Linked DNA regions of Homo sapiens: region 1 is linked to region 2. The links are chromatin contacts, found by Hi-C in ENCODE. All regions are on one chromosome and are shown on one strand. Each heading gives the region's core, a stretch centred on a gene start or an enhancer-like site at or near the end of the contact. The rest is flanking DNA. Distances are from core to core; before and after follow the strand shown. Region 1 has its middle 22 kb from the start of LINC02005. Region 2 has its middle 81 kb from the start of LINC02005.

Evidence for each region. A loop is a pair of places that touch in the nucleus more often than their neighbours do. Pooled maps may share reads with other maps.
Region 1: a loop to region 2 is called in a map of gastrocnemius medialis, with 2.1 times the contacts of the local background. The contact joins two enhancer-like sites. A Hi-C loop is called at or near these places in 3 of 168 maps with a recorded cell type or tissue (aorta, ascending aorta and gastrocnemius medialis) and 3 of 50 pooled maps.

Annotation. Positions count from the first base shown.
Region 1 is chr3:73,784,452-73,789,674 of GRCh38, reverse strand. No RefSeq gene overlaps it. Among named protein-coding and RNA genes, the nearest start is that of LINC02005, 22 kb to the left of the region's middle. Within about 2 kb of position 2,999, at least 3 of the 41 ENCODE cell types and tissues checked have a DNase peak (open chromatin) inside an H3K27ac peak, as active enhancers do.
Region 2 is chr3:73,725,268-73,730,778 of GRCh38, reverse strand. No RefSeq gene overlaps it. Among named protein-coding and RNA genes, the nearest start is that of LINC02005, 81 kb to the left of the region's middle. Within about 2 kb of position 3,063, at least 6 of the 41 ENCODE cell types and tissues checked have a DNase peak (open chromatin) inside an H3K27ac peak, as active enhancers do.

The sequences.
Region 1 (5,223 bases), core at 1,750-4,249, 59 kb before region 2:
GCCTCTTTACAGTTCTTCCTTTTATTTATTCACCTAATGGGTAAGACTTCTAATTTAATCAGTATGAAAATTAGACATTTCCTGAAATGTTTGGAGTGGAAAAAGTCCCTCCTCATTCAATGTTTATATTAAAAAAAAAAAAAAAACGACCTTAAAAAAAACTGTAAACCTCTAGGCTATAGATAAGTACCTGTGTTTGTGTATTTAAATAGAGTGTGTCATATCCATTACATCCATCAGAAAAGATAAGAGAGAAAAGCATAGTCAGGCATTGATCTTTCATTGTTTCTTCAAATCTTTGATTAGAATTGCCTAAAATCCTTTCTCACCCAGTACCATACCCGCACTCATTTATTTTTCAAAACATACAAGCTACCATCTATGATTTTTATTCCACTGGAAACTTTTAAGGAAATTTTGCATTTAAAGCCAGTTTTTTAAAGATGACTCAAAGAACATCTTTATTTACTCTTCACAAGGAGCCATAGCATGCACACTATTTTCAACCTTTGTGCAGGTCCCAGAAATCTCATTTTCAGAGCCACAGTGTATAATACAGAGTCACTGATGCTGTGGTTAAAGCCGGGGTTGTCAGCCTGGAGCTCTGACCACTGAACATCACTGTCATCTGACAAAGAAGTCCCTGCAGCCTCTTTGAGGAGTCTCCTGACCCTCTGTGAGCATGTCTGAAACCATGCTGCATTGACTCTTTGTTCCTGGATTGAGTAAGAAAAGGGGAGAAAACAATCAGGAAAACATATCTTTTCTATGTAACACCAGTGCAACTTGCCATTCTGTTAATTCAGTGTAATAGGAAGAAATTAACAAGATCAAGCTTTACACAGACAAAGCAATGGTGTTAGGAGACTTGTGGAGTTGCGTGTTTCAACCGGACTTGCTAATCTCGTATAGTCACAGCCCTCTTCTGACCTGTATCTGGATATATGTGAAGCAGAGGCTGTGTTGAGATGTAGTGAGATCGTCATCTTTTATTAAATAAGAGCCTTTGGGAGCTTGGTTTCCCCATCTGCAGACAGGGCAATCCCAGTGCTTTCTTGGCCTGGGCATAGGACTCATTCCCTTGTTTCTATGACCTTACCAGAGAGACCTCCCTGTCCACCCTATTTAAATTGCACCCACCTTTCCTTCTGGCATTCTCTCTCTTTTTTATATAGTTATATATATCATATTTTTAATGTTTTTTGTATATAAACGTTTTTGAGACAGGTCTTGCTCTGCCACACAGGCTGGAGTCCAGTGGTGTGATCACAGTTCACTACAGCCACAACCTCCCTGGCTCAAGCAATCTTTCCAAGGCAGCCTCCTAAGTAGGAGGGACTATAGGTGTATCCTACCATGTCCAGCTAATTTTTTTAAATTTTTTGTAGAGATGGGGTCTTGCTGTGTTGCCCAGGCTGGTTTCGAACTCCTGGGTTCAAGCGATCCTCCTGCTTCAACCTCCCAAAGTGCTGGGATTATAGATGTGAGCCTCCCTCTGGCCTTCTCTATCCTTATCCTGCTTCATTTTTTCTCCATAGGGCTTATCATCACTTACATTGTATATACTTAGTTGTTTATCATCTCTCTCTCATCAGAATTTGACATCATAAGTACAGAAACTTTATTTTGTTTTGTTTGCTGCTATCTCCCTGGAGGCCAGGAGAGTTTCTGTCATGTAGTAGGTAGGCAATAAAGTAAGTTAGTTGTTGAGTGAACCATGAGATTGTTGTGGAAAAGATGAGAATATGTGTAAAATGTTCCACATGGTACATGGCACAAAGGCCCTTGGCACAAATTAGTTATTTTTGTTATTGTCATCACTTTTCCACAGAGACTCTTAAGAATGATGACTATGATCTCATCCAGTTCTTCATGGCTTAGTGGATCTCTTTAATCCACTCCCTAAGTTACAACAGAGATTCCCACAACAGCAAAAGGAAGTAGGTGTAGCATTCTACAACTCTGGAGTCAGCACATGGGATAAGAAAAAAATCACATATATTATGAATTGTCATTGAAGATTATTTAGGAAGACATTACATCAAAGATCAATGTGCCATTTTTCTCTAAACCTAACCCAAACAGGTTTTCTTCCTGCTTCACAATAGATTTAGTGATTATTTGGTTGAATACCCAATGGAGTATTTGACTTGTGTTCGAGACTATGCTGTACCAAAAATAGTAATAAATAATTAAAGCACTATAATACTAATAGTAATATGTTTAAACACCAGAGTGTTTTTCAAGGGGGTGAGATGCTCATACAGTAGGTGCCAAGACCAAATGTGAGGGGTGAAGAATCATGTGTCTTCTAAGTCACTCTGGCTAAGTCACTCCATAGATGTGAAGATGGGCCAGAATTATCATCACTGCTTCATTTATGTGTTTATTCTGTCTTGGTCTTGGGCTCTCTCTCTTCCCCTTTCCACTCCACCTACTCCTCCTCTTTCTGCCAGGCATTCAGTTGAAATAGTCTGAGTTAAATATGTGCATTTATAGACTCAGAAGCAGTGTCATATAAGACTGTTATGCTCAGATCATTTTCTAGTTGGAAGGAGCTTTAGAAGACATCAGACCATTTTATTTTACACAAGATCCACAAGAAAAGTAGAAATAATTTGTCTGAGTCACACAATGAGATGTCCAGTGCTAGAAGTCAGCTCCGTGGCTCCCTAATCTCAGGAATTTTCTCCACCTTTCTCAGCTGCCTTCTAATGTGTCCCATGTAACACTGTCATTCCCCTTTCACTCTTTCCCCTTTCCAAACCATTCACCAAAAGGAGTGCTATGGCCTTTAGTTCCTCTCCTCCTTTGCTCAGGACCCAAGCATCCTCCAATGAAGGCAGCATCCTCTGCTTCTCCCTGTAACTTCTTCAGGCTCTTCCCCCTTCCTCACTGCCTCAGGAATCAGTTGGATTTCTACACAGCCTCCTGAAACTGACTCACTGCTCTGTAATTGGGCCAGTGCCTGCCTTCTGCATCCTTTGGCAGCTGCTGTCATTCTTAGTGGGAGACATCATTCATGATGCCCCTGGCACATCATGACAAAACTCCAATGAGTCTACTATTTTCTTTTTGAGTCATGTTGAGCAGGGGCAACTTCCTCACACAAAGATCAGGAAACACATCCAGACAGACAGCACAAATGGATAGTGCAGAGGACTTAGAGACTCCAACCATATAAACAAATCTGCATTTCTAAAATAATAAGCATTCACATATAATGCCAGATTATTGTTGTAGATTAGATTGTGGCGAGGGATGAACTCACATTACATGTATGGCCTGAGGGGGGTTTTGATGAGGTGAGACATTTCACAGAACAATAGTTTGTTGCTAGAGAGCCAACAGAGTTCTAGAAAATGTTTGACCACTTATGAATTGGATCCTTCTTTAGTGTTTTGATTGGAGCCATTAGGCTGGTTTCTCAATGATTCAAGCACAAATCCACCACCACCACCCTCAGTCTACCTCACCCCCATCTCTCCTCTTATTCATTCCCCCTACAGATCCCCAGCACACACACACTTCTTTTTCAAAATTTTGCCAACAAATATATGCATCTAATTTCCTCCCACTCCAGATGTGGGCTTTTACATATTCTCAAGGGCTACAACCATGGAGAAAATTATAGAAACTAAAGACAGGGTACCTTGAAGGAAAAGCTAAATTGGAACAATGCTGTCCATGGACCTCCCCATGGTCATTTGATGGTCTGAGCTTTAATTACCAGTGTCCTCTGTCCTAGAGTTCTCTTTCCTTTTGATTCCTATTAGTGATCATAAGCCTCTCCACATGTTGTTCCATTAGATGCTTTCCCTGCCATTCACCATAATATTAATTCAGGTAGGGAGAGGGGAGAGAAGGAAAGGAAAAATCTGTATAAAATTTCTATCTGCTTTGGGAGGCCGAGGCGGGTGGATCATGAGGTCAGGAGATCAAGACCATCCTGGCTAACAAGGTGAAACCCCGTCTCTACTAAAATTACAAAAAATTAGCCGGGCGCGGTGGCGGGCGCCTGTAGTCCCAGCTACTCGGGAGGCTGAGGCAGGAGAATGGCGTGAACCCGGGAAGCGGAGCTTGCAGTGAGCCGAGATCGCGCCACTGCAGTCCGCAGTCCGGCCTGGGCGACAGAGCGAGACTCCGTCTCAAAAAAAAAAAAAAAAAAAAAATTTCTATCTGCACAACTCTTCCTTCAACCTTTTGGCTGCTGCCTGAGGTAACAACTCTAATAGGCTTTGAAGTTGAAAGTGGATTTGAGTATATTTTAGTAGGTGGCTTCACAGTCTGACTGATGACATTTCTTGTTTTAAAATCGTTTCGCTCCAGTGATTCCTTCTCCTGGTGTTAGGATGGGAAAGCTCCAGTGCAAGAGGATATTGTAGGATGAGTGGATAATAATCAACGGAGACACAGAAGGGTGCATAAATCCACCATGTGTATTATTTTTAGAGCGTTCATGTGATATGATTCATCTTAAAAGCATTTCTAAATGCGAGGATCTGAAACTATCACCATGATTTACTGAAGTCGTGGAGAACACATGTGACTTTCTTGTTTTGAAAATGACATTACGTGGACACCATTGCTTTCTTCTTCCCCTTTAGTTTCTTACAGACTCATTAGGCTAAACCAAAAGACCAGCATAAATTCTCTCTGGTACCCTGCTGTCCCTGTTCAAAGCCTTGGAGTATTTGGTGTACATGATCTATGTACCAAGGTGATATTCTAACAGAGACAAATTATGTTCGAACATCTGAAAGTCATCATTTCTATGCATATGCAGGCATTTTGAGAAAAATCTACCAGAGGATCAAAAACAAGATTAAACCACATCTGTTTGGGTTTAAATGACATTGTCTATGTAGTTCAAAGTTGTTTCCTTTTGTATAGAAAAAACCTGCCCAGCTGTTTTTTATCTTAAATTCTTAGCTTTTATCAAAGAAGTGTTTTCATTGGCTATCCAGTGTTATTTCTAAAAGTTAAAGTATTTAAGAAAGGAGGCTAAAAAAATGCTTTATTCATTTAAGGTCTATCTCCAGAGCCTTCCCTTGGTACTCACAAAATACTAACACAGGGGTTTTGTTCAATTCTAAATAGAAAGACTGTATCTACTGTGTGTCATCATATAATACATTAGAACTTCCATCTTTTTCTACAGGTAATTGATTACAATTGACACTGATAAGAAACATGAAACAAAAAAAATGAATCCTAACAGGC
Region 2 (5,511 bases), core at 1,814-4,313:
CACCTACCACTTCCTGCAACACTCTTCTCCTTTATGACTTTGCTCAAATCGTAATTATATCAATCTATTTCTAGCTAGTTTATTTTTCAGCTCCTCTAGTGGATTCTACGTTCTGTGGTGGCACTAATGAAATTGGATTTTTTCACTATCGATTTGGCAGTAATCCTAATACAGTGATTGGCACATAATAGGTGCTCAGGAACTATTAGAGAGGTAGAGGGATGGGTGAAGTTTGTGGCCATGGACCCAAAAAACCACCCCCACATAAGCCTGGGTCTTTTACTCTTTTAGCACGGTATTCTTAAAACCTTAGCTAACCACAGCAGGAATAGAAGCACTGTTGGTGTCAGATAACAAAATGCCAAAATGGGAAGTACCTGGAGATAGACTAATATTATCTGTAAACTCCCTAGAGACTGGCACCTTGGATAGCCCTTTAGTCCATGTGAGGGCTTGGCTGACCCAAGACCAGGACGGAGGCAAGCAGTCCAGCATTATCCATCTGACTTTCCAAAGGAAAGCAGAAGTCACCCCAAGGGTAGGATGAGTGACACAACACAGCCGGCACCAGGATGACCAACAGGATTAGCTGGGTCAAGGCATCAGCCAGCCAGAGCAGCCGCGACAGGCCCAGCAGATGCCGAGGAGTGATCGGCTGTCACCTCTGCTCATCTCCATCTGTTTGTTTGGCTGACCCCAGCGCTGGCCCCAGCTTTCTTTCTGGACTCATAGGCAGCTGGGACCCAGGGAAAATGAGTATCACGCGAGAGTGTTTGGCAACTGTGTGTCTGATGTGCACTCATAAGTCATGGGAATGACCAGGGCGAGGTGTCAACTAACAATTTCTGCATGCTTCCCCTCACTCCTGAGCCCACTCTCCACAAGCAGAGAAAGGGGAGATGGCGATGGCAGAAATCTTCGCACAGGTAATTCAGAGGATAAACAAACCTCAGGGAGCTGGTCAGAAGTCTGACTGGGGCTAATCCTTTGCATTACCTTGCATTCACCAGACTGAGAGAGATAATCTTGAGCCCAAGCCCTCTGGATTCTAAATGCCTGCTTAAGACTGACACTGTGTAGGTAAACGTTTTAGGTCAGAATATTAGCTCAGTCATTTCCTGGCTGTGTGGCCTCAGGCAGATTTCCTAACTTCTCTGAGCCTCAATTTTCTCTTCTGGAAAATTATGCTCAAAACATATCCTAAGGCAAAAGACAAATGAGAGAATGTTACTTGGGGTCTTAGCACAGGCCTATAACATATTAAGTTGTCAATTAATAGTTGTCAATGACAGCTATTGTTATTATTAAAATGTATATAGACAGAAGTATGCATATACACATGTGTTTTGCTCAAAGAGCCTCATACTCTTTGGGGAAAGAAAGAATCATAGCATTTCACTTAGAGCTTTTATCCTATCCTACAAAAATCTCACCAATTTGAGGGCTCAAAATACCAACTGGCAAGTACTGTTCACACAGTGTTTCTATACAGAAGTTTATTGAAAAAAAGGTGTCAGAATACTCAATGAGCAACACGTATATGGTTGCTCATTGAATACGAGATACCACATTCAAGATACCAAGATAGTATTCTGCCAAGTTATGGAACAACTTGGAATCTTAATAATTTAGTTATCGAAAGCGTACAGAAAATAAACAAGAAAGTCCCTGTGTTGCCGGGCGCGGTGGCTCACGCCTGTAATCCCAGCACTTTGGGAGGCCGAGGCAGGTGGATCACGAGGTCAGGAGATCGAGACCATCCTGGCTAACATGATGAAACCCCGTCTCTACTAAAAATTCAAAAAAAATTAGCAGGGCGTGGTGGCGGGCGCCCGTAGTCCCAGCTACTGGGGAGGCTGAGGCAGGAGAATGGCGTGAACCCGCGAGGTGGAGCTTGCAGTGAGCCGAGATTGCGCCACTGCACCCCAGTCTGGGCGACAGAGCAAGACTCTGTCTCAAAAAAAAAAAGTCCCTGTGTTAAATGATTTCAGTCTTATGGGGGAAATAAGTAATAAGGGAATTAAAAACAGAGTGATACGTGCTTTGATTGGAGTAATCATAAGGTACTGTGGGAGTACAGGGGAGGGATGCCTTAGCTACCCTTAGAGGATGTGTGTGTGTATTTGTGTGCATGCACCCATGCAGTTTTGCACCCTTTTGAGTGTAGGAAACACTACCTGACTATAGGTGACAGGTAAACTCTAAATATAAGATAAACATTGGAGGGAGAATATGAGGAATGAGATAAAAGGGTAACTGCAGGGGGAGTAAAATATAGTAATGACAGTAGGCTACAACCTATCAGCTGTGTGACCCTGAGAAAGTCAATCAACCTCTCTGAGCTCAGTTTCTTCACCTGTAAAATAGGAATGTCAGCCCCTCACAACACTGCTATGAGGATTAAATGACACAAAAATAGCTCAGTGCCTGCATATTGAAAGTGTTTGACAAATAATAGCTGCTTTTATTGTCATTGATATAAATTATCTTAGGTTTCTCACAGTCCTTAGAAAGGAATCAGAGAATCCCCCAAGATATTTTGAAGCTTTGGAACCATTCTGTGATATTTGTCTTGTTTCTACATTTCATCTGGTCTGAGAAGTTCTCTCTGATCTTCTTCGGTGGAATGCTTAAGTATCTTCAATCTCATCTGGAGTGCTAACTCTGACGTGTTGCTAATGACTGCCTCAAGTGAAAAAGGGCACTGTGATCCACTGGCAATGTCAGTTATGGGGAAGGGTGAGGAGAGCAGTGCTACAGAGTTCCTGGTATTTGCTATCCAGGAAGCACTAGTACCATTTCTGTCACCAAGATGGCCTATTGTTCTTTCTAAGGACACCTCTGGCCTTGGCAGGTGACATCTAGCTCCCTAGTCCTCCCTAACACTAGTATATGCCCTGTATTCCTTCTCAAAGCTCCCCCATTCCCAGAAAGAAAAAGGCAAAACAGCCATATGCTACCAAACACATTTCTTCTTTCCAGGATGTCTTTGATTCTCTTTCATGAATCTGAGTCATCTCTCCACACCCACCAGCAGTCCCAGCTGAAATTACTGTTTTCCACAGCACTTCAAATTTTTATATCCTCAGGGCCTGCTTTCTATCTGGATCAGAATGCCTTTGGGGGAGGGGGAAGGCACCCAGGCTTCTCTCCTACAGGGATTTCTTCTTGAAATGTATTTTCTCCTCCACATCAAAGTCCATTGAAAACACAGAAACTTCAACCCATCAGGGGTTATATACACATATAAATACATTCATCACTTCCGCTAACCCTGGTCAGTATCAAGAGTAACTCCTCTGCGAGGGCACAAGAAGTACATTTCATAAGGCAGCCGACATGATCACTGGCCCAACACCATTTTCCTCTGCATTGCAAAACCCTGCATGATGTTCACACTGCAATCAGTGTGCTCTCAGGGCCTGCAAGCCCCATTCCTAGCCATCACTCAATTGAGGCCACTTCAGGGAAATCTTACTGAGTAGCAACAAAATCTGTGCACAGCGTGATGCAAGCCACATCTTCTGCAGCAAAGGAAATTCCATTGTCGCGGGAATGTCAGCCATTCCCAGAAGAGCCAGCTTCTCTGGCTCTCTAAGCAGTCAGAAAGCTGAGCTGACAAACGGATCTGAGTAAGCTCACTGCAGCACGACAAGCTGGCAGCACTGTCTTTCCCAACTCTTGCCTCAGTCATGAAAAAGACAAGAATCATTACATCTAAAGCAAAATTCTCAAAGCCTGGATCAAAATCATGAAGAGGAGAGGGGAATAAAGGATGAGGAGGAAGCATTTGTTTAAAATGCAGATTCCCAGGCACCCACAGGACCTACTAAGACTGTCATCCCTTAGAGCAGTATCCAGGAATCTGATTTAAACCCAAACATGCAGAGGTAGGCTTGGACACATATGCTGAGATTCTCACGCACAGTGAGGTTCGAAGCTGCAAAGAAAAGTTTAACTCGTCAGCCATAGTACTGCCTTCTTCTTCACAGACCAGTAGAGAAATGTGCTACTTGATTACTTAGCAGAGGAAACTTTCATAGCACCAACTTCCCAGAGGCAGGAAACGTTTTCAGCTCTTATTTTTCCCATGACACCTCGTTTGTTGTGAAGCCTTTGTTGCCCACATGCAAACTCTGCAGCATCTTCAATATGAAGCCTAAGTTTTCTCCATCTTTTTCAAATTTGTAAACGGATAAGCCCCATAGCCACATCTGCTGATAAAAGGCAACAGGCAAGACAATTTTAATTCATATCTATAACAGTCCTTCTTTAAACTTACGAGGATATCAAACTATTTTTTCCTTCACTTACATTATCTTCCCACCTGCCTTTGTTTTACTTCTGGATCTTTTTGGTTGCAAATAACATAATCTACTGAAATGAGTTGAAGCTACAAAAGAAAGAAGATTATAAAGTAACAAGGTAGGAAATACAGTTAGGCTTCCCCAGGAGCTAAATCTGGATCTTTGCAAACACTAGGAATTATAGTAGACCCTGTTTACTGTCTGTGCAGCATTCTCCTCTTCCTCCTCCCTCACAGAGCCCCAGTTTCCCTCCAGCATCCATCCCTCCCCTGGAGGCTCAATGGTCTCTGAGGAAGCTGCACCCATCCCAGCTCCCAGTGTTGAACCTGAGGGATCCAAGCCATTGATTCCTGTTCTAGCAATTGTATTATCCAGAAATGAAGCTCAAAGCTAGTATAATCTATATATTTTATACAATCTACATAATTTCCTAACTATGATATAAAAGATTTTAAACATTTCCTATAATAAGATTATATGCATTCCAATCAGAAAATGCCCAGGCATGACTCCTTTAAAGCACATAATAAATACTAGGAAAGTGGTGTACTTGTAAAAAGAAGCATTGTGAATTTGAGGACTCTGAGTTGACATCATGTTTTCTCAGCCTCAGCACTATTGACATTTTGGGCTAGATAAGTCTTTTTATTGTTGTTGTCGGGGGCTGTCTTATGCATTGTAAGATATATAACAGCATCCCTGGACTCCATCTACTAGACACTAGTAACACACACACATACACACACACACATACACACACATACACACACACACCTCACAACCGAAAATGTCTCCAGACATTGCAAACTGCCTCTGGGGGAAAGATTACCTCTGGCTGACAGCCACTGGTATAGACTGATAGAAGATGTGTTTTTTTGGTAACCGAAATACAACAAATAGTGTGGTTGCCAATTGTATCTTGCAAATCAGTGCTTTATGTTTATATGTAAATCAGTCATATAATGCACTCAAATGGTTATAGAGATATTCCCACCTGCAGATCAAGGAAGAATGTAAAATGGTGCAGCTGCTTTGGAAAACAGTCTAGCAGTTCCTCCGAAGTTTAAAAATAGAGTTGCCATATGATCCAGCAATTCCATTACTAGGTATATACCCAAGAGAAAGGTAAGCATACGTTCACCCAAAACTTTGTATGTGAGTGTCCAAAACAGCAAAAAAGAGAAAACAACTGAAATGCCCATCA